2 separate regions of the Mus musculus genome follow, and region 1 is linked to region 2. Evidence: chromatin loops called from intact Hi-C (ENCODE). Cell type or tissue: left cerebral cortex. All regions are shown on one strand. Links, peaks and the distances in the headings refer to the core of each region. The heading gives the core; the rest is flanking DNA.

Region 1 (10,832 bases), core at 1,816-9,815, 1.0 Mb before region 2:
GGGAATCTTAAACAGGGATCCAGGCAGCTCACCAGAAAATACAACCCGAAGGACAGGCCAGAGGTGTGATCAGCATCTGAGGGAGACGTCATCTTTGTAGTTCTGCCTACTTGCCGGGTCACACGTGTAACCCAGTCTATCAAAGGAAGGCCTGGAAGTAGGAACAGGACAGCCCTGCGGACAAATGGACCACTGAGATCCAGAGATGGGTCTCCCAGATACTGAGAGGAATCCAGCAAAGTGGCAAACAGACAGACTGGACTGCTTTCAGACTCCACTGGCTCTCCACCTACCACATTCACTCTTTGTAGTCTAAATTCATACAGCCTTTATTTAATATTCATGTCCATTTGCCAGGCCAGCTCTGCTGCCTTATCCACTTAAAAAACAATTGTTGCAAGATATTTGATCACCCTGTGAACCACAAGACTGTGTTATTTACTGGAAAAAAAGTTTCTAGTTATGGTGTGGTTTAGTCCTTAGCATACACCTTTAATCCTTCTGGCTAGAATACAGACATACTCTTAGTACACATCTTTAACTCAAACCATGGAAGTAAGTCAGTTTGTAGAAGGAAGCACTATGTTTGAAAGTGATGTCTAATTGAATGGCAGACAAAGTGATGAATCAGAGAAATATTTAACAGAATGGGATATGCCCAGCTCTCACGAGAAAAGAGAGCAAAGGGGAACCACTGAAGAGAATAGTATAGACAGACAGGGAGAGAGGAAAGAGGCAGTTTCACTGAGAGAATCTTACAGAGATAGGTTGAAGAGAGAACAAGCTAGACACAGGAGAATACAAAATGAGCCAGAGAATGAGAAAGAGCCAAAAATTAAAACAGATTGCCAGAGTTAGTTTGAGGCCAAGCAGAGTGATTCAGTCAGAAGCCTAGAGAAGCCAGATTGAATCAGGTTGGAAAGGAGTTTGAGCCAGAAGAGCTGAGTTGAATCAGCAAGCTAGGGTACAGACAGAAGAAAGGGTGAGCTATTCAGCAGTAAATCTCAAAGGCTGAAAACACTCTAGGCCTAGATAACTGTAGGGAGGCTAGATGCTTCTAGGCCTAGGCCTCAGCTAGCAGACTGAGATAGTAAAGCCTCAGAGATGACAAGTCCATCAGGCAAGTCAAAGTTACTCTCACAAAAGTCATAGCAGAGACTTCCCAGACTTACAAGGGAAAACATAGAACGCCAAACAGATGCGATCAGAGAACCTCACAGTATAGTAAAGCACTTAATTAAGTATTTAAATATACAGAACAAAGGAAGGAGAGAAAAACACCAAGTCATATTTAACAGCGAATTTCTCAACAGGAACTAAAAAAATTCAGGAGGCTGGATGATAAACACTTTCAACAAAGAAACAAGATAAAAAAATGTAACAAAGAGAATTAAGTAGCCTTCTTATGCACCATAACAAACACGATGATGAGGAAATCAGGAAAACAATCCAATTCACAATTCACCACACACACACACACACACACACACACACACACACACACACACACACACTAAACTTAATCAAAATAGTGAAAGACCACTGTAATGAAAATGTTAAACCATTTGAGAGGAATTGAAGAATACATTAGCAGATGAAAAAAATCTCTTGTGCTTATATATTGTTAAAATATTGTAAAAATGGCTATCTTTTTAAAAATGCAAACAAATTTCATTCAGCCTTCTTCAAAATTTCATAGAAATAAAAAAAAATCTTAAAATTCATTTGGAAGTGCAAAAGACCTTTGATAGTCAAAGCAATCTTGAGTGGGAAAACAAAGGAAAAACAAACAAACAAACAAACAAAAAACTCAAACTACAAACAAACCAAAAAAACCAAAGTACAATCCTGGAGATAACATCACATCTTATTTGAAGTTATGTTACAATATCAACATGGGGCGGGAGAGATAGCTTAATGGGTGAAGTTCTTTCTGTGTAAGTATAAGGACCTGAGTTAAATCTCCAGAATCATGTAGAAAAGCCAGGTATGGTGGCACATGTTTGCAATTGGTGGAGACAAGCTGATCCAGATAGACTGTTGGTTGGCCAGCCTATCTTAATAAGACTTGTGATGAGAGATACATATGTCTCAACAAAACAATGTGGGTATCTTGCAAGGGCTGACATGTGATGGACCACTTGCCTCCAGAAGCACATCCACATAGCCACACACATGTGTAAGCCACCCATACATATACATGGTGTTATGGTACTGGTACATGGAATGGATCAGAAGACACAGATATAGGCTCACATAGCTACAGCCATGTTATTACATATAAACAAATGGTGTTAAGAAAGCTGGATATCTCTATACAGAAGATGAAACTAGATTCATGCACAGAATCCAATGACAAATGGATAAAACTTGGGAAGGTGACCAGACCTCAAAAGAAAAACAGTTTATGCTCCTTTTCACATGTGAGTCCTAGCCTTGAATCTTCAGCTTTGTGTGTTTAACATGGAGTACTGTGGAGGCTAGGGAATGAGAAAGGGGCAAAGGAGGAGGGAAGGCTCCCATAAGGGAGGGGCAATGGGTAAAACAAGGAGAGACGGGGAATACTGAGGGAGAAAGTAAGGAAGGGGAATAGAGGTGTGGGTAGAGAAGTGGAAGGGTTAATAATTATATAGCGTATATGAAGAGCCATATGTAACTTGTGCTGTAACCCAATTACACACTTTCTTTGGAGATAGGAGGACTGGCAGGTGGGAGATGAGAGTGATTAGAATGCATCTTGCATAAATATGTCAAAAATTTAATGAAAAATAGAAAAATTTCAAATGGGTTAATGGACTGCACAGAAAGTTCTATAAAGAACAAATCTAATGAGCAATAAATATTTTTAAAGTGTTCAACATCTTTAGGTAGCAGGAAGATTCAAGTTAAAAGTACTTTGATATTTCTTTTTTTATTTTTTTTTATGTTTTTTCTTTTTTATGCTTAGTAATTTTTATTGGATATTTTATTTATTTACATTTCAAATGTTATCCCCTTTCCTGATTTCCACTCTAGATACCCCCTATCATATCCCCCTCCTCTCGGTGTGCCTCCACCCATTCACCCACTCCCACCTCCCCACCTTTGCATTCCCCTATACTGGAGCATTGAGCCTTCACAGGACCAAGGGCCTCTTCTCCCATTGATTCCCAACAAGGCCATTCTCTGCTATATATACGTCTGGAGCCACGGGTCCCTCCATGTGTACTCCTTGGTTGGTGGTTTAGATCCTGGGAGCTCTGGTTGGTTGATACAGTTGTTCTTCCTATGGGGCTGCAGATCCCTTCAGCTCCTTCAGTCCTTTCTCTAACTCCTCTATTGGGGACCCTGTGATCAGTTCAATGCTTGGCTATATGTAGCCTTCTGTACATGTCAGGCTCTGGCAGTGCCTTCTGTATATGTCAGGCTCTGGCAGTGCCTCTCAGGAGACAGCCATATCAGGCTCCTGTCAGCAAGCACTTCTTGGCATCTGCAATACTGTCTGGGTTTGGTGACTGTATATGAAATGGATCCCCAGGTGGGACAGTCTTTGGATGGCCTTTCCTTAAGTCTCTGTTCCACACTTTGTGTCTGTATTTGCTCCTGTGAGTATTTTGTTCCCTCTTCTAAGAAGAACTGAAGCACCCACACTTTGGTCTTCCTTCTTCTTGAACTTCATGTCTGTGAATTGTATCTTTCATATTTCATCTCAGCATAGAATAGCTACCATCATGAAAACAACAACAAATACTGGCAGGAGGAGAGGAATTGCTCTCTGATGTGCGAGTGTGTGGTGTGCACACTGGAAACCACTGAGGAGGCCTCTATAAATGTGACAGATATTCAAAGCAGTTTGTGCCTTCTAAGACATACTTCCATGTTCATGTTTGTTGCTCTGTTCTCAATAGCAAGAAAATGCAGTAAGCTGAATGGCCATCAACCAACAGCCTAACAATGAAAGTATGAGAGATAAATTAAGTGCAGTTTTGTTCAAATGCAGAAAAGTTGATGCAGCCAAAACACATTAAGTGCGGTAACTCTGGCTCAAAGAAAACAAACCCATTCTTAGATGTAGATGCTATAATTTAATTTTTATATATGTGGATTTATGTGGAAGTGTGTATAGAAACCAGGAAACTAGGAAGGGTCCAACAAGAAGGGGAAGAGGCTTTAAGAGAACAGAGGAGTTGGAGACTTTTCTTGTGAGTAGAAGGTAAACACTGAACACAGAATGCTTCAGCAGGGATATGGAGGAGCAACATGGAGGATGGATGGGAGGAGGGCTGATCAGAGCTAAGTATGTGTGAAGAAGCTGTAAGACTGGAAAACATGACCCAGTATTTTATTGGCTAATTAAAGATAAAAGTGTGGACAGAGGTACCCTGTGCAAGTAGATAACCCCACTCCCAGAAAACATAAGGTTATTAACTAAAACCTCAGCAGCAGGCTCCTGAGATCCCCAGAACAAAGGACATGGTTATTCCTGCTGGTTGTCAGCAGAACTAGACTGGAAGACTCTTGATAAAGACAGCATACTATTGTGGGCTTAAAACACAGAGGAATGAAACTGACACTGAGCGGGAGGGTCCCTCCTGAAGGACCGCCCTTAAAGTGCCAGCAGAGCTATGTGGGCTGGCATGAGATGGCTCTGGTCAAATCTTTTCTGGGTTACGGACCAACAACCCTCTGTGCTAATCTAATGGCTTGCTAGACAAGACTCACTGGCACAAGGGTGGCATGGCTTTCAGACAGGCAACCAATGGCTTTTTATCAGACTTCAGGAATGCTCACATGAGGGAATTTGAGTGTAGATCTATAAACCTTGCCAATAACTCATGGCCAGCAATTCTATAAACCTTAGTGAGGAAGATGCTAATGCTGTTTTGATAACTGACAGGATGTGTCTGTTCAACTACCTTCTACATACTGAAATTTAAGTTATCAGAATCGTCCTGCTGCAATCTGTGGTCAGAGAAGCTTCTTTTTGTAGTGGGCAGTGGTTATTGCACAGACTCATAATGGATGTCCAAGTGCCGAAAGTGCAGTTGCTGAATTCTCAGTCGTAGATGGAATATCTCCATCACCTCCTTACGGATCAGGGAACACCATGCAAGAGTGAATACATGTAGGTGTGAGAGGGAAGGGTGAAAAGCTGTGGAATGCTGACTTCTGGATGCTGTTGCACTTGAACTCTCAGCAGTGTGGTCACCTGTGCAAGGCTGGCATAGGACTGGGCAAGCCAACACTGTCACGGAAGAAGAGAGACTCATGAGGTCTTGCCCCTTCCTGAATTAAAAATAAAAATCTTTTAAGAGGATTTTTAATATGGGCTGGAGAGATGGCTCAGTGGTTAGGAGCACTCACTGCTCTTCCAGAGGTCCTGAGTTCAATTCCTAGCAACCACATGGTGGCTCACAGCCATTTGTAATGGGATCCAGTGCCCTCTTCTGGTGTGTCTGAAGACAGCTACAGCATACTCATACTCATATACATAAAATAAATCTTAAACCAGGCGGTGGTGGCGCACACCTTTAATCCTAGCACTTGGGAGGCAGAGGCAGGTGGATTTTTGAGTTTGAGGCCAGCCTGGTCTACAGAGTGAGTTCCATGACAGCCAGGGCTATACAGAGAAACCCTGTCTTGAAAAACCAAAACAAAAAACAAACAACTTAAAAGGAAATAAAAGATTTTTAATGTGTGTGTGTGTATGTGTGTGTGTACACACACATGCCTGGATGAGTTTATGTGTACCACATGTATCCAGGTACCAGAGGAAGACAGACTTACAAGCAATTAAATAATTTCTGGAAAGGGAGAGACTTTTTTTTATGCTATAGCCACTTTGGAAGTTGCTTACAATCCTCTAAATGACTCCTTACCCTTATTTTTGTAATTAATACTAATTATACTCACTTGGTTCACACACACACACACACACACACACACACACACACACACACACCTTGAAAAGTAAATTCAATGAATATATTAATAAGATTATATACTTCATGACTAAGTTGTTTTTATCCCCAAAATGTAAGGTTGACTCAAAATATGCTAATCAAAAAATTTAATGCATCATTTCAGAATATACCAATACAAATTACATAATTATTTCAGTAGGTCCAGGATAGGCAGTTGACAATTTAACATACTTTCATGAAGGTCCTGAAGAAACTATGTATAGAGGGAACACATCTAACAGAACAAAGGCTGTATGTATTAAATCCGTAGACAAAATCATGCTAAATGAAAAGATATCTAGTCCACTTCCTCCATAGGTTAGAATGAGACAAGGTTTTTCACTCTCTCTACTCTTATTCAATTCTGAGATTGGAGTCTTGGAAATAGCAATAAGATAACAGAAATACATACAGGGATATAAGTGAGAAAATGAGACAGTTATCTCCGCTTGTAGGTGACGCAATTCAGAATCGATCCAGTTGAATCATTTGACTCTTGGATCTACTAAAACACATTCAGCAAAGTGGCAGGATACAAACTCAACATAGAGAAATCAGCTGCAAGGTCACATCTGTTGAATGTGAAGTACTTCCTTATGCAGTAAGCTCCTAACTTACTATATCTTACCTGCTTGAAGGGCCATTTGGTATTTTCTGTTGAAGAGTTTGCATGTGTGTTGAACCAATGGAAGGAAGAAGGCCTGGAAACTTGTTTTCTCCTTCAGGCATGAGAGCTGAGCTGGCAAAACCTTCATTCAGCATGTCTCTTCTGTCCAAGGGCCCCAGGAGCTCTGTGTGTATGAGATGGATGAGATATGAGAGAATGGAAAGACAGTTTCTGCTAACTAGCTCATGGCTAACAATTTTCTTGTGCCTAGTGCAGCCCTCTCCTTTGCCATCTGCTAAGTAGCACTTGGTAGCAGGGGGTGGGAACCCCGACAGACCCTGTCTCTGATAAGTGCTGTCGTTCTGTTTACCTACGGGGTTAACAACATGAGTGTTCTCAAAATCAAATTTGAAAATTCTTTCGTACTTTACCTATTCACGTTGATTTGTCAACACTTTAATCACCTTTTTTTGCATACTAAAGAGTTTAGTATAACAATTTAATTCTGCAGTTTTTGGTTGTGGAAAATGCCAGTAGACAGTACAAACAAAGGAAATAAGTTTTCTTTGCCTTAAGGATTAAGGATCCGACTGACGGATGCTTTAACATAGAAAAGTACCTTCCCAACTGGAGTTAGTTTTATTTTATTTATTAAACTAATAAAACGTATTTTAAAATATACAACTAAGTATTGACATTTTTTAAGTCAACAAAAATAATTTATAATAGTTAAATGCCTCTTAAATATACATGATATCTTCTGTAGCCAAAAGTAGTATGCACTTAACCAGTTTTTAAAATCTATTTGAAACATTAAACATGATAGAAGTAGAAAAAAAACCTCTTATGAAGTTCTCTATGAAAGGAAATTGTGACAAGTTCCTGATTAGACAGAAACTGTTCCATCTCCAAGGGAGAATACACAGTGTAACTGTAGCTTCCTGGAATGAGTTGGGTAGTGTTCCTTCTGATTCTATTCTGTGGAATAGTTTGAAGAGTATTGGTGTTAGGTCTTCTTTGAAGGTTTGATAGAATCCTGCACTAAATTCATCTAGTCCTGGGCTTTTTTTGGTTGGGAGAATTTTAATGACTGTTTCTATTTCTTTAAGGGTTTTGGGACTGTTTAGATGATTTTTCTGATCCCGATTTAACTTTGGTACTTGATATTTGTCTAGAAAAAAATTGTCAATTTCACCCAGATTTTCCAGTTTGGTTGAAAAAGTTTTGGTAGTAGGATCTGATGATTTTTTTTGGATTTCTTCAGTTTCTGTTGTTATATCTCCCTTTTCATTTCTGATCTTGTTAATTTGGATACTGTCTCTGTGCCTTCTGGTTAGTCTGGATAAGGGTTTATCTATCTTGAGTTTCTCAAAGAACCAGCTCCTGGTTTTGTTGATTCTTTGTATAGCTCTTTTTGTTTCTACTTGGTAGTTTCAGCCCTCACTTTTATTATTTCCTACTGTCTACTCCTCTTGGGTGTATTGCCTTTTCTTTGTGTTCTAGAGCTTTCAGATGTGCTGTTAAGCTGCTAGTGTATGCTCTCTCTAGTTTCATTTTGGAGGCACTCAGAGCTATGAGTTTTCTCTTAGCACTGCTTTCATCATGTCCCATAAATTTAGGTATGCTGTACCTTCATTTTCATTAAAAATTCTAAAAAGTCATTAATTTCTTTCTTTCTTCCTTGACCAAGTTATCATCAAGTAGGGCATTGTTCAGCTTCCATGTGTATGTGGGCTTTCTGTTGTTTTTGTTGCTATTGAAGACCAGTCTTAGTCTGTGGTAATCTGATAGGATGCATGGGATTATTTCAATCTTTTTATATCTGTTGAGGGCCATTTTGTGACCGATTATATGGTCAGTTTTGGAGAAGCTACCATGAGGTGCTGAGAAGAAGGTATATTCTTTTGATATAGGATGAAATATTCTAGAGTTATCTGTTAAATCCATTTGGTCCATAATTTCTGTTAGTTTTAATATGTCTCTGTTTAGTTTCTGTTTCCATCATCTGTCCATTGATGAGAGTGGGGTGTTGAAGTCTCCCACTATTACTGTGTGAGGTACAATGTGTGCTTTGAGCTTTAGTCAAGTTTCTTTTATGAATGTGAGTGCCCTTGCATTTGGAGCTTAGATGTTCAGAACTGAGAGTCCTTCTTCATAGATTCTTTTTTCATTTGATGAGTAAGAAGTGTCCTTCCTTATACTTTTTGATAACTTTTGGTTGAAAGTTGATTTTATTGGATATTAGAATGGTTACTCCAGCTTATTTCTTGGAACCATTTGCTTGGAAAATTGTTTTTCCAGTCCTTTACTCTGAGGTAGTGTCTGTCTTTGACACTGAGGTGCATTTCCTATGAGCAGCAAAATGCTGAGTCCTGTTTGTACATCCAGTCTATTAGCCTATGTCTTTTTATTGGGGAATTGCGTCCATTGATGTTAAGAGATATTAAGGAATAGTGATTGTTGCTTCCTGTTATTTTTGATATTTTTCTGTTTGTGTGGTTATCTTCTTTTCGGTTTGTTGAAAGATTAGTTTATTGCTTTTTCTATGGTGTAGTTTCCCTGTTTGTGTTGGCATTTTCAATCCATTATCCTTTGTAGGGCTGAATTTGTGGAAAAATATTGTGTAAATTTGGCTTTGTCATAGAATATCTTGGATTCTCCATCTATGGTAATTGAGAGTTTTGCTGGGTATAGTAGCTTGGGCTGGCATTTGTGTTATCTTAAGGTCTGTATATCACCTGTCCAGGATCTTTTGGCTTTCATAATGTCTGGTGAGAAGTTTGGTGTAATTCTACTAGGTCTGCCTTTATATGCTTCTTTCCCCCTTACTCCTTTTAATACTCTTTCTTTGTTCTGTGCATTTGGTGTTTTGACTATTATGTAATGGGAGGAATTTCTTTTCTGGTCCAATCTATTTGGAGTTCTGTAGGCTTCTTTTATGTTTTTATGTGCATCTCTTTCTTTAGGTTAGGGAAGTTTTCTTCTATAATTTTGTTGAAGATATTTACTGGTCCTTTAAGTTGGAACTCTTTGCTTTCTTCTATACCGATTATCCTTAGGTTTAGTCTTTTCATTGTGCCCTAAATTTTCTGGATGTTTTGGGTCAGCATCTTTTTGCATTTCACATTTTCTTTGACTGTTGTGTCAATGATTTCTATGGTATCTTCTTCTCCTGAGATTCTCTCTTCTATCTTTTGTATTCTGTTGATGATGCTTGCTTCTATGACCCCTGATCTTTTTCTTAGGTTTTCTATCTCCAGAATTGTCTCCCTTTGTGATTTCTTTAGTTTTTCTATTTCCATTTTTAGATCCTGGGTGATTTTGGTCAATTCCTTCACCTGTTTGTAATTCTTTAAGGGATTTTTGTGTTTCTTCTTTAAGGACTTCTAGCTGTTTACCTGTGTTCTCTTGTATTTCTTTAAGGGAGTTACTTATGTCCTTCTTAATGTCCTCTATCATCATCATGAGATGTGATTTAAAATCAGAGTCTTGCTTTTCTGGTGTGTTGGGAGCAACCAGGGCTCACTGTGGTGGAAGAACTGGGTTCTGATGATGCCAAGTAGCCTTGGTTTCTGTTGCTTATGTTCTTGTCCTTGCCTCTTGCCATCTGATTATCTCTGGTGTTAGCTGGTCTTGCTGTCTCTGACTGTGGCTTTTGCCTTCTGCAAGCCTGTGTGTCTATATTCCTGGGAGACCCATTTTCCCTTGAAGGAATTTGGGTATGGAAAGCTGTGGCACAGGGTTGGCTCCAGGATGCAGATGGAAACTGGAAGGATCCTGTCCCTGGCTGTTCATTGGTTCCTGTGTCTTGATGGCTCTGCGGGGGGAGTCCCTCTTGGACCAGGAATTTGAACAGAAGTGGTGGTGGTCTTACCTGTGCTCACAGTTGTGTCAGCACTCCTGGGAGGCCAGCTGTCTCCCGATGGTATTTGGGTATGGAGCACTGTGGCACAGGATCAGCTCCCAGCACCCTACATTTTCTTAATGCTATTCAATTGCCATACTATTTCATTACTTTGGACAATTGTAAGAAACCACTCTACTTTAATATATAGTACATAAAGTTGAATCACTTTAAGGTATTTTATGTGTATGTATATGTGCTTTTGTGCACCATATGCAGAGAAGGTAAGACGATGTCAGGTTCCCTAGAACTAGAGTTACAGCCAAATGCCAGCCCACCTAAGTCCTACACAAGAGCAAGGACACACTGTTAATTGCTCATATATCTCCCCAAGCCTCCAAGATATCTTTTAAAAACATTTTATTTAGATTAGTACTAT
Region 2 (10,832 bases), core at 1,613-9,612:
CCATTTCCCTAGACCCTACTTAGGAATACTTTTAATGTAAGTTATTACAACTATTATAATACCAGCAAACAGGGATTTATCCTAACACAATTAAAATAACCTTTAGCACAGGATTAAATAGCCCTTAAGGTAATGATAAAATACTGAACTGTGGGGAACTTAACCAGGAAGAGAGGCACTTTTAAAACAGTGAGGTCCTACTGGAAACAAAACTGTAGTATCATCATGCAGTAGTGTGACCTGGTAGGATTCTAATTAGCCATTTCTGTATCATTGACTGTTTAAGTCCTCACATGAAGACGGGATCCCACATGGGCTGAGCTGGTAAACGTCCACTGAAAGGGTCTAGAAGGCAGTTGCTGTGCTTCCCTCCAAGGCTTGATTCCAACACCTCAAACTGTCGTTGCTCTTCAAGATGATGTCATGAGAGTCCACTTAGAACCCTTCCAAGTAAGGTACACAATTTTAAAATCTCTCTCCCAACTGAAAGAGAAAATTCTGGCCTTTCTATTGGTTGTGCTTTTAAAGTGTGTGTGAATATTTAAGTGTATGCCTATGATTCTTCTCACATCTAAGGACATCACTTCTGATGTGAAAATTAAGCTAGATATGAAGAAAGCCTGAAAGGGAGAAGGCCCCATGTTTGGGTTGTAACAAGAGATAAAAGGCAAGCACCATCTGCCCTCGGGGATTTTGTGACTTGACTGGAAATGTGTGGTATAATAGTAAGGAAAGATTTACGACTGTACATACTTAGAACCAGAACGGGCAGAACCATGCATGCTCTGGGGAGCAGGGAGGTTGGAGAGGATAGAACTTTCTGCTGGGTTGGGTTCTCCAAGGGGGCTCTGGAGTCTGAACAACTCTAGTGCCACTTCTACAGTGACCCACTCATACTAAGGTCCCACTCAATCTTTGGGGTCAATGGGTATTGACATTTGGCTTCCTCAAGAAAGATTTCAGGGAGAAACTGTGTTGTTTTGTCTTTTGCTTCCTGTTTGGGGAGGGATAGAGTTTTATTTGGTAGCCCAGGCTGACCACAAGTTTTGATCCTTCCCTGCCTTGGGCTCTCCAGTACCAGGATTACAGATTTGCAACACCATGCCCAGATTTCTTTTCCCCCTGTTTGGACTTCCTTTGTTCTGCTTAATTATAAAATATTTAAGTTTGGCAGAAAGGTAACCCCTCCTTAACTAAGCCTTGAGCAAGGACTGTCTATGAGAAATCACACTGTGATTCTAACAAGCTCAGACTTTTCTCCATCTATTTAGCATCAAAACAAAAGTGAAAAACAAAACATGTTGTATAGATGAGGAACTTCTGAAGTCCTGTGAGCAACTCACCTGTTACTCCCGCACAAGAGACAAGAGCCTAACAAAAGGGATGGGATTCAAACTGCACTGGGGAGTTGTTTATTGGCCCTCTTATAGAGCATCCATCTGGCTTCCTGCAGTGCTATATGAAAATTGAAAGACACCATTTGTGTGTCTTACACTTTGCCCCTAACTGCAAACCAAGTCCTTCACCTCATGTTTGACCAGTGAAACAAATTACTCCAAAGCTAGAAGTGTACACACATACACACACACACACACACTCACATGCTCACACACCAACCTAAAAGTATAACACTAGACATTGTGAGAGCCAACTTCTGCTGGGCACATAGCTCAGCTATGTAGAACTTGCCTAGTGTTTACAAGGCCATTGTTTAATGCCCCAGCTGAGGGGAAGAGATTGGGAGTGAAGGGATTCTTGACTGAAACACCCCTTTCAAAAAGATTAAGCCAGTCTTCCTTTATATATCTGTATTTGCTAGCTGACTTGTATTTATCTCTGTATGCTGATTTTAGAATCTAGTTTATGAATGGTACAAACCTACGTCATTTATTTCAAGAAGGTAATTTTCTTATTATATAGGAAACCTATTCTATATCCTGGATTTTAGACACAGTTTCATCTAATACAGCTGTGGTGAGTGGGGAAATATTCCATAACCCACCCTGCCTAATATAGTGACCACAAACTTATGTGACTATTAAGCACTTAGAACGTGACTAGTGTGTTTGAATGAATGAGGAATTGAATTGTCAGAGCATTAGGCTTGCCAAGATCTTGTTTGGACTACTAGACCCTCTGAAGATACCAGAGCAGAAGTTTGTATGTTGAACCTATAATGCTAAGTATTGACTGTTGAGTTGATTAAATTAGAAATCTAGAGTATGGAGCTGGAGAGATGACTCAGTGGTTAAGACTACTTGCTGATCTTGCAAAGAATTTGAGTTCTGGCATCCACATGGTGGCTCACATCAGCCTGTAACTCTAGTTCCAGGGGATCTGATGTTCTTTTTTGACATCTGTAGGCACCAAGCACACACATGATGTGTAGACAGACAGACAGACATGCAGAAAAAAAACCCTCAAACAATAAGCAATTAAAAGTAAGACATGTGATCCCTTTAGCTCCTTGGGTACTTTCTCTAGCTCCTCCATTGGCAGTACAGGGGAACACCAGGGCCAAAAAAATGGGAATGGGTGGGTAGGGAAGTGGGGGGGGGGGAGGGTATGGGGGACTTTGGGGATAGCATTGGAAATGTAATTGAGGAAAATATGTAATAAAAAATATTTTTAAAAAAAAGTAAGACATGTGGAAGAAATGCACTGCTGCTCTGCTTGTTAGAGACAGTTCTCTGCCATGATCTCATCAATGCTTTGGAAAAGTGAGAAGTGGGACCCTCAGAGGAATTAGGTCACTTAAAGTGTTTCTGTAGCAGTCCAGCGGCCATGGAGAACTGTGTCTACCTGAAAGGATGAGGGGCGAGAGAAGGATGAAACCAAGACAAAGGTTCTGATCAAGTCTCAAAGTTTAATATTCAGCACTGTGTTTATATAGGGAGAGCCCACTGACCCATCCTTTATTTCAGCTGGATTGTGTTGCAAAGCAAGCTCAGTGGGCAGTCTACTCCTCAAAGCTCCTGTAGGAAACTGCAAATGTGGCTAGGCCAGATAACTCTAGCTAGGTCTTAAAACCATTGTGGCAAGCACTCAAGGTCTGTTTAGCCTACTCAAGGCTGGGGGAAGGACACATGTTTCTGTGAGGCTTCATCTTACATGGCCCTTCTCCTACTGCCCTTCTCTGCCTCCTGGCTGCCATGATGAGACATGTCCTGCTCTCTCTACCCTTATGGAAGGAATGCCATATCTGCAACCATGAAAAGAATTAATGATTCATCTCCTTTAGGTTGTGATAGTTAATGTTGATTCTCACAAGGCAGGATCTGGACATGTCTGTGAGATGTGACTTTGATCAAGTCAATTGAGGTGGGGAAAATCTGTGGGTGGCATTGTTCCATGGACTGAGGTTTTGAACTATATAAAAAAGAAAATCTAGATAAACATTAACATTTATCACTCTCTGCTTTGAAACTGTGAATGCATTGTGGCCAGCCACCTTCTGCTCCTGCTGACATATTTTCCCCACCACAATGGACTGTTTTCCCTTGGACCCAGAGTCAAAATAAGCCCCTCTCTCCTTAAGTTGCTTTTTATCAGTTACATTGTCATGGCAGTGAGACAAGTAACCCAGACAGTAGTTCTCCAGCATTCTGGTCATAGCAACACAAGAGTTCTGATACAGAGCCTAAGCCCTCCTTCAATTCAGGAACTCTGTATATTTCCTAAGGGCTAGTGGAGATCTGTTCATACTGGCATCTCTGTGTTCCTGGAAGGAAGTCAGAGAAGAAAGACAAGCAAGACCATTGTTTGCAAAGCTTGATGCTGCTCTTCTGGGACTGAAGAGTCTCTGTATCCTTCTCGTGCTTCTTCCCAAACCAACCATTCTGTGAATCCACCTCCCTGGACCACTGCAGGGAGACATCAGCAGGATGGTCTGCAGTCAGTGTGCAGTGGTGTGTCCAGCCACACTCCCAACCTTTCCCACGTGTCAGGCAAGGTGTCACACGACCTCCCCAGTCTGTCAGCAGCAACACAATGTCACCACCAAGCGTAGGAGCACGGTTTTCTGTGGGGAATCACACAGAGCAGATGCATGTGACTATCACCCTTACATTAGTGTGTTTGTCCAGAGCTCCAGATGCAGGATTTGGAGATGGCTCAGGGGTGGGAGCATGAAGACCTGAGTTCCAACCCTTCATACCCATGTACAAAGTTAAGTGTGATTGTGCCTGCCCATAATTCCAGAGCTGGGGAACAGGGACAGATGGATCCCAGGAGGCTCTGGTCAGACAGCCTAGCCAAAACGCCAAGTCTCTGGTTCAGTGAGAGACCATGTCTCAAGGAAGTAAGGTAGATAGTGATGAAGGAAGACACTTAACATCTGTCTCTGTCCTTCACATACATACACACAGGTTGTCACACAGAGAAACACACATACACACACAGTTAGTTAGTTAGTTAGTTAGTTAGTTAGTTAGTTAGTTAGTTAGAGGTCAGTTGACATTGTGCTACAACATTATCATCTATATACAACACATTCAAGAACCACACAATTGAGTTATATACACATACACATACACACACACACACAAAATATCTAGTTATGTTTTAAGTAAATTTATGGTTTTGTTTTGGGCTTTATTTGTAGCTGTTCTTGGGTTGAAAGCTCCTGGTCTTTCTAACAGGTAAGTTACTAATCTTCTATGCATTCTCCTAAAACCAATCTTAAAGAAAAATATAATATTTGTGTATCCAAAAGGCCAACCTACCTCAGAAGGTTTTGTATGCAGCAAAAGCAAACAAAATAACAATGCTAGTCATGGTTTGTCCTCCCCAAACACCCTTAATTTTTTGTCTCTCTTAGTGTGTCCAGTCCCAGGCAGCTCCAAACTTTCCCCCAGTGCCCTTGAGGCAGAGCTCTGTGGCCTGTACAACCACTCCCTTTCATACAGGAGGGGAGTTTGTCCTAAGAAAAAGAAGATGTCCCTGCCTTACCTTTGAGAAATTTCTGCTTCCTTTCTTAAAAATCTTAAGGCATCAAAGGCAATAAAGTCAGGACAGATGCCAGGGGGAAATTCTAGCCATTCCTAGCGCTTGCTCCTCTCATACCCAGGTTAATGTTGCCCTTTGCTTAGCAGCAACTCCATTCAGAAGACATTCCCAATCTCTTGGCTTGCTGAATGTTTTGTTTATCACATCCTTGAGGGTCTGTACCACATACTAGCTTTGTTTCCACTGCATCCTGAGCATGTAGAATGGGCTAGATGCTTAATAATGAATAAATGCTTGTTTGTGAATATACAGGAGCCAATTTACCTTCTATTTAAAAAAGTCTTTTTTCCCTTTTGGTTTTTTAAGACAGGGTTTCTCTGTGTAGCCCTGCCTGTCCTAGAACTCACTCTGTAGATCAGGCCAGCCTCAAACTTAAAGACTCTCCTGCGTCTGCCTCCCACGTGCTGAAGTTTAAAGACATGTGCCACCACTGCCTGGCCAAAATTTAGTTTCTTAAGACAACAATAAGCATTAGCTGGCTCATACAGTATCTGGTATGTAGAAATTTCAGAGCAGTTCAGCTAGTGGTTTCAGTATAGCTGTCACCTAGGGCTGCAGCAATCTAAAGTTAGGCAGGCAACAGCTACAGCATCCACACCCACACACAGGGCTGTTGGCTGCACAATCTTCTCTACAGGACGGCTTAAGTGAACATAGAGATTGACCCAGGAGTTAGCATTGAAGGAAAAGAGAAGATGGACTTTAGAAGCCACACTGCTACGTTATTCCATGACTTACTCAGGTCATCCCTATCCAGCTGAGAGGGAGTGACACCAGGAGACAGGACTAGGAACTGTCTCCTAGCTCTGCCAAAGGTGTGGCTGAACTTTGACACTTTCTTTGCATATGCTTGGAATTGCCCAAGGAAGGATCCTTATGACTGTTAAGATTCTGTACTCAACCCTAGGCTGCCGTTGCTCTGGAAACCTGCATCCTCTCTAGAACGCAGCCCCTCTGGGGTGCACATCTCCAAACCCTCAGAGTGAACTGAAAAAAAGACAACATAAAGAACACAGAAAGTCCCAACAGACCTCATACTGCAAATTACTGTTTTATCAAAAACTACATCAAAATCTCAAAATTATCAGCAGAGGGTGGAAAATGGATTCCTCCTGGGAACTTTAAATAAGCATAACTGTATTTTGGAAAATAATCTACTTTTTCAGGTCAGCAAAATATATAAGTACTCTTGAAAAGGTGTGTACAGTGAGCATTTCTCTAACTTCAGGTTAAATGTTTGTCCTTCTAATGGAATTGAATGTAAAAGCCTAGAGTAAAGTCTATTGCTAAACCTAGTCAGAGGTCACTAAATCTAATGTACGCATGGAGCAAGCACATGATTAGGTAAAATGGACACGCCAGCAGCTATCCCAAGACCTAGCCCTTGTTGCAACAGAAGAATGTGAGGCCTTTATTTATTTTTTTAAAAAATGCCAAGTAAGTAAAAATAATATTAACTATGTAGGTCATCGTGGGCCTGGATCTGGCCTACCAGCTGCCATTTGCAACATTTACCATAGATCAAAAGAACAAATAGCAGAGTAACCAGATACCTGATTGAGTGCTGGGTGCTGGGTACAGGGTGAGAGGGGCCTTAAACTCCTCAGCCTTTGGATTCGTCAGGCTTACTGAGAAAGTCTCCCATTGTCCTTGCCACAGACTTCATATCCTAGAGCAGGCAGAAGGTGAACAAACATAACAAGAAGAGTAAGAGAGACCAGGAGCCCAGTGGGCACAGGAGCTAATAGGTACATGTTGAAGAAGCCTCATCCACTGGGCCTCTGTGTCAGTGAAGGCACTTCCACAGTGGACTCTCTTCTGTGGGTTACAGCAAGGCAGCAGGTTCTTACACAGCATCTCTCTGCAGGCATAAAATCATCCAGAAACAGGCCTGCACCTTTGCCTTTAATCCTAACAACAAGCAGGAGGCAGACACAAGCAAGTTCCTGATAACCCGAGGCCAACCTGGTCTACATAGTGATTTCCAATTCAGCCAGAGCTATAAAGTGAGACCTTGTCTTTTGAGTAGAGTCATTGTCCGAGTGCAAAAGCAAAGCCGGGTGACAAAAGGATTGTGATTTGGATCTTGCCACTTATCAGCTGTGTAGCCATGTTGATTAGTGTTGAGCAGTCTAGGCCTCAGGTTTCTCATCTGCAATGTGGGGTTGCAAAACTCTTTCCACAGTGACTGTAAGGATGAAGCAAGAGATGGTCCATAAGATACTCATCCGAGCACCTAGCACAGAGTTCAGTAAGAGGTCACTGTCAGACCACATCAAGGTGACAATCTCCATAAACCATGGGGCGGTGTGTGTGTGTGTGTGTGTGTGTGTGTGAGAGAGAGAGAGAGAGAGAGAGAGAGTCTCACATGTGGGAAACAGTACCGACATAGGTGACAGACAGCTCTGTGGTGGAGTTCAGTGGTGAGCTGGGTATCAGGTTACTGTTTTAGCCTATTCCTTGGGAGCAGTTCATGGGTCTGACCCACCTCCCAGTGTTGGTTAGAAAGGCTTAATTAGTAGCTGGGAGAAGAGCATCCTCATTCCAGCAAGCCAGCAGAGTGCATCCTGCAGCCACAAGGAGATGGGAACAGTCATTTAGGCCCTAATGAGCTTGTTGAGCTGTGATCCTGGGCCCTGGAGAGCCTTACTAATTACCCCATGTTGTTTGTTTGGGCAGCTTGACTTCTCATTTGTTTCAGGTTTTCCTCACTGGGCAGGCTCCCTTGCTGAGCTCGGCTTGGTTCCACCATGTGTACCCCACACATCCTTTCTAAGTAGAGTCTAAGGTAGACTTTTGGCAGTGCAGAGTTATGAGACAGCCTCGGGATTTCTTCAATCCCTTCTCAGTCCACCTGAACAGCTTTCATTTGTACCCAGCGACCTCACTTCTCTTTCAATCCATTCTAGAACGTATTACAATCTATTTAGAGCTCCAGGGGAGAAAAGAACCAGATTTCCGCTTTTCTACAAATAGTTAAGTAGTGAGCAAAGCACCAGACACTTTTAGGTGAGAGGTTTGGAGTTCTGTCCCCTGCCCCCGGCTTCAGTGACAAACTTGGCATATGACATTTCGTCTGCGGCTCATGAAAATAAAACCTGTTCACACTCCATTAAGTTCAAGGTACTCCATGGCCTAAAACATGTAAAACTATTCACTCAGTGTGTACAGGGGATGTGTCTACCTGGATGGGTCATTTGCAGTGGGCAGCAGACAGCAGAGACTCATGTTCCAGCACACCACACCAATACCCACAGCTGATGCAGGGCACAGTGCTCCCTTCCAGAACAGCCCTGTCCTGGAGATGAGTTTTGCGTGCTCCACGTGTGAAGAGTACCCGGAAATGTCCAGAAGGGCAGCATCTTACCCCTGAGGGACTGGGACATGGATCTAGGTCTCAAGTAAGGGCTGACAAGGGCCAACGAGACTGTTCTACAGCATATCTAACATTTTCCTGGTGACAAAGCTGACATCCAGGGAGATAAAGCCGACAACTTAAAATCGCTTAGGTGTTAAAAGTAACTCCAGAGCTCCTGCTTCCAAGGCCCCGGGCTCCTTGCAGAGAAAAGCCAGAAGCAGGAGAGACAGGGTGAGAAGTTAGAATAAGGTAAGGAAGCATGTGGGAGAGAGGAGTTGGGTCTTCCAGACACACGGTGTTTCTCAAGACATCCCAGTTTAGAGGGCAGTGACGGCACTCCACAAAATGAATTTCGTTTAAAGATAAGGGCTTGCTTTCCATTGTCACCTTGACCACATTAAGATACATCTAACTCATCTAACTCCTCTGCTACGAGGGTTTGCTGAGAAAGGTAACGAATCCTAAGGGAAATAACTATAGCAAGAAAAAGAGATGCTGAGAGAGGAGGCTCCATTCTATCTTCTTCAGATGCCTCCAGAGGAGAACACCTGAGACACTGTGGGAGAACTGGAAGCTTTATCAAATGCCTTCTGGGGGCATTTGGGTACTCATATGCCTCTGGTCTGTAGAGACGCTTCTAGTAGAAGGTATAATGACAGAAAGTGTATACATTTGTCATCTCTGAGTCCTTCCACTAGCATAATTATCCTTCAGACTAGAACTGGGATGGTAATGCTTGACTGTCAGGGATTTTTTTTTTTGTTTGAGACAGGGTCTCACTACATAGTCCTGGCTGTCCTGGTATTCACCCAGTTGACCAAGCTGGCCTCGAATTCACAGAGATCCTCCTGCTTCTGCCTCCTAGAGGTACAGCTTGTTCCCTTGCTGAGATTAAAGGCATGTGCCACTACTACTAAAATTTTAAAAATCAGATTTATAAATCAGTGTGGATACAAATTTGGGTGGGTCTGTGAGAAGTGTCTAGATCAGGTTAACTGGGGTTAATCTACCAAAATGTAGGCAGCACTGCTCTATGGGCTGAGGTCCCCAATTGAAAACACACACATACACACACACACACACACACACACACACACACACACACGGGGGAGCTCACATCAGCATCAGCGGACATCATTCTCTGCTTCCTGGCTCTCAGTGTGACTCAGCCTTCGGTTCCTTCCTCTGAACCTCTCTTGCCACTGCATCTCCTCAAACTGCAAGCCTGTGCATTCCCCACCTTCCTTAAGTTGCTTTTGTCAGGTATGCCATGGCAACAAGAAAAGTCTCCACTACAGAGGCCAAGAGTCAAACCTGCTAGGTGTCCCTATTGTCCATTCTGCAATAGGCACTGACTTAAAATGATGGTTCCTCCATGGGGCCTAGATCCTCCACTTTATAAGGAACTGTCCATGACTGAGGAGAGGTGGAGGCCCCTCAGGTGCCTTCTGTGTTAAGTCAGCAAATGTGACTATGGACCTGCAAAGGCCATAGGGGTACTGAGGTTCTAAGTCTCCCTAAATCTGCCAAACAATTGTGCTGCCCACAGAGTGGTGGTTTGCTATATTGACTTGTGTCTCTGGGCTAAGCAGAATGAAAAGAAAGAACAGGATTCTGGGGCTTCGCTCCCCTGCTGGGGGTTCTGTGGCTCTGAGGAATGCCACATTTGCTCTCCCAGACAGGCTGTCCACTTTCTGTTCTTTCCTTGCTACTTATGCTCCCCAAAGAGCAGCTTTTCACTTCTGCAATTAAGTGAATGGTAATTCATCATAGGAGTGCCAGCTGGTTGTAGGGCTCAAGGCAGGTGTAGCCAAGAACAGCACAGTCTGCAGCTAGGAAGTGTTTCTCCCTCCTCCATGCCCAGTTTTCCTGTACAATGTCAATTTAGATAGTATGCTTACAGTCATAAGCAGGCATTAGTATCATAGAGATGTCAAACAGCAAAGGCATTCCTTTGCTACTTTGCTTTTTGTTGTTGTTTTGTTTTGTTTTGTTTTCAAGATAGGGTTTCTCTGTGTAGTCCTGGCTGTCCTAGAACTCACTCTGTAGACCAGGCTGGCCTTGAACTCAGAAATTCACCTGCCTCTGCTTCCCAAGTGCTGGGATTAAAGGCGTGTGCCACCACACCTGGCCCCTTGCTACTTTGTATCCACCCTGTGCTGGCAGAGGGCGATGGCTCACTATGTACATTGAAATTTCTAACCTGTGCACATGTTCCTGAGGCTGGAGACCCTTCACTAATGAGACTGGAGCTTTATCCAGTAGTCAGTTTTCCCTACAATGTGATTCTGGGGGTGGTGGAGTAAGCTGGCGTGAGAAGGGCAAGGCTATTCATCCCAGAGCAGTGGAAAGGCCTGGTTAGGGAACTGATGCTCAGTTTCAAACTGTCAGTCTTGGGACTTGGGGGATGTCTCAGTGGATAGGAGCACTGGCTGCTCTTCCAAAGGACCTGGGTTCAACTCCAAGC

The links. Peaks named below come from ENCODE experiments on the same cell type or tissue, not always from the same donor. Only the 100,000 strongest peaks of a DNase experiment are listed, where the experiment ranks them.
Region 1: a loop joins it to region 2, with 19 times the contacts of the local background. A loop is called at or near these places in 5 of 42 quality-filtered maps.

The regions. Positions count from the first base shown.
Region 1 is chr11:21,853,348-21,864,179 of GRCm38, reverse strand. Wdpcp (WD repeat containing planar cell polarity effector) reads right to left here. Exons shown (of 18, transcript NM_145425.3): 15 at 6,571-6,733. Among named protein-coding and RNA genes, the nearest start is that of Gm32517, 140 kb to the left of the region's middle. In left cerebral cortex, for the core only: no CTCF peak of the experiment used is centred there; no DNase peak of the experiment used is centred there.
Region 2 is chr11:20,809,060-20,819,891 of GRCm38, reverse strand. The region is part of intron 1 of Gm32213 (a long non-coding RNA gene); the gene reads right to left. Among named protein-coding and RNA genes, the nearest start is that of Lgalsl, 17 kb to the left of the region's middle. In left cerebral cortex, for the core only: no CTCF peak of the experiment used is centred there; a DNase peak (open chromatin) is centred at 5,571.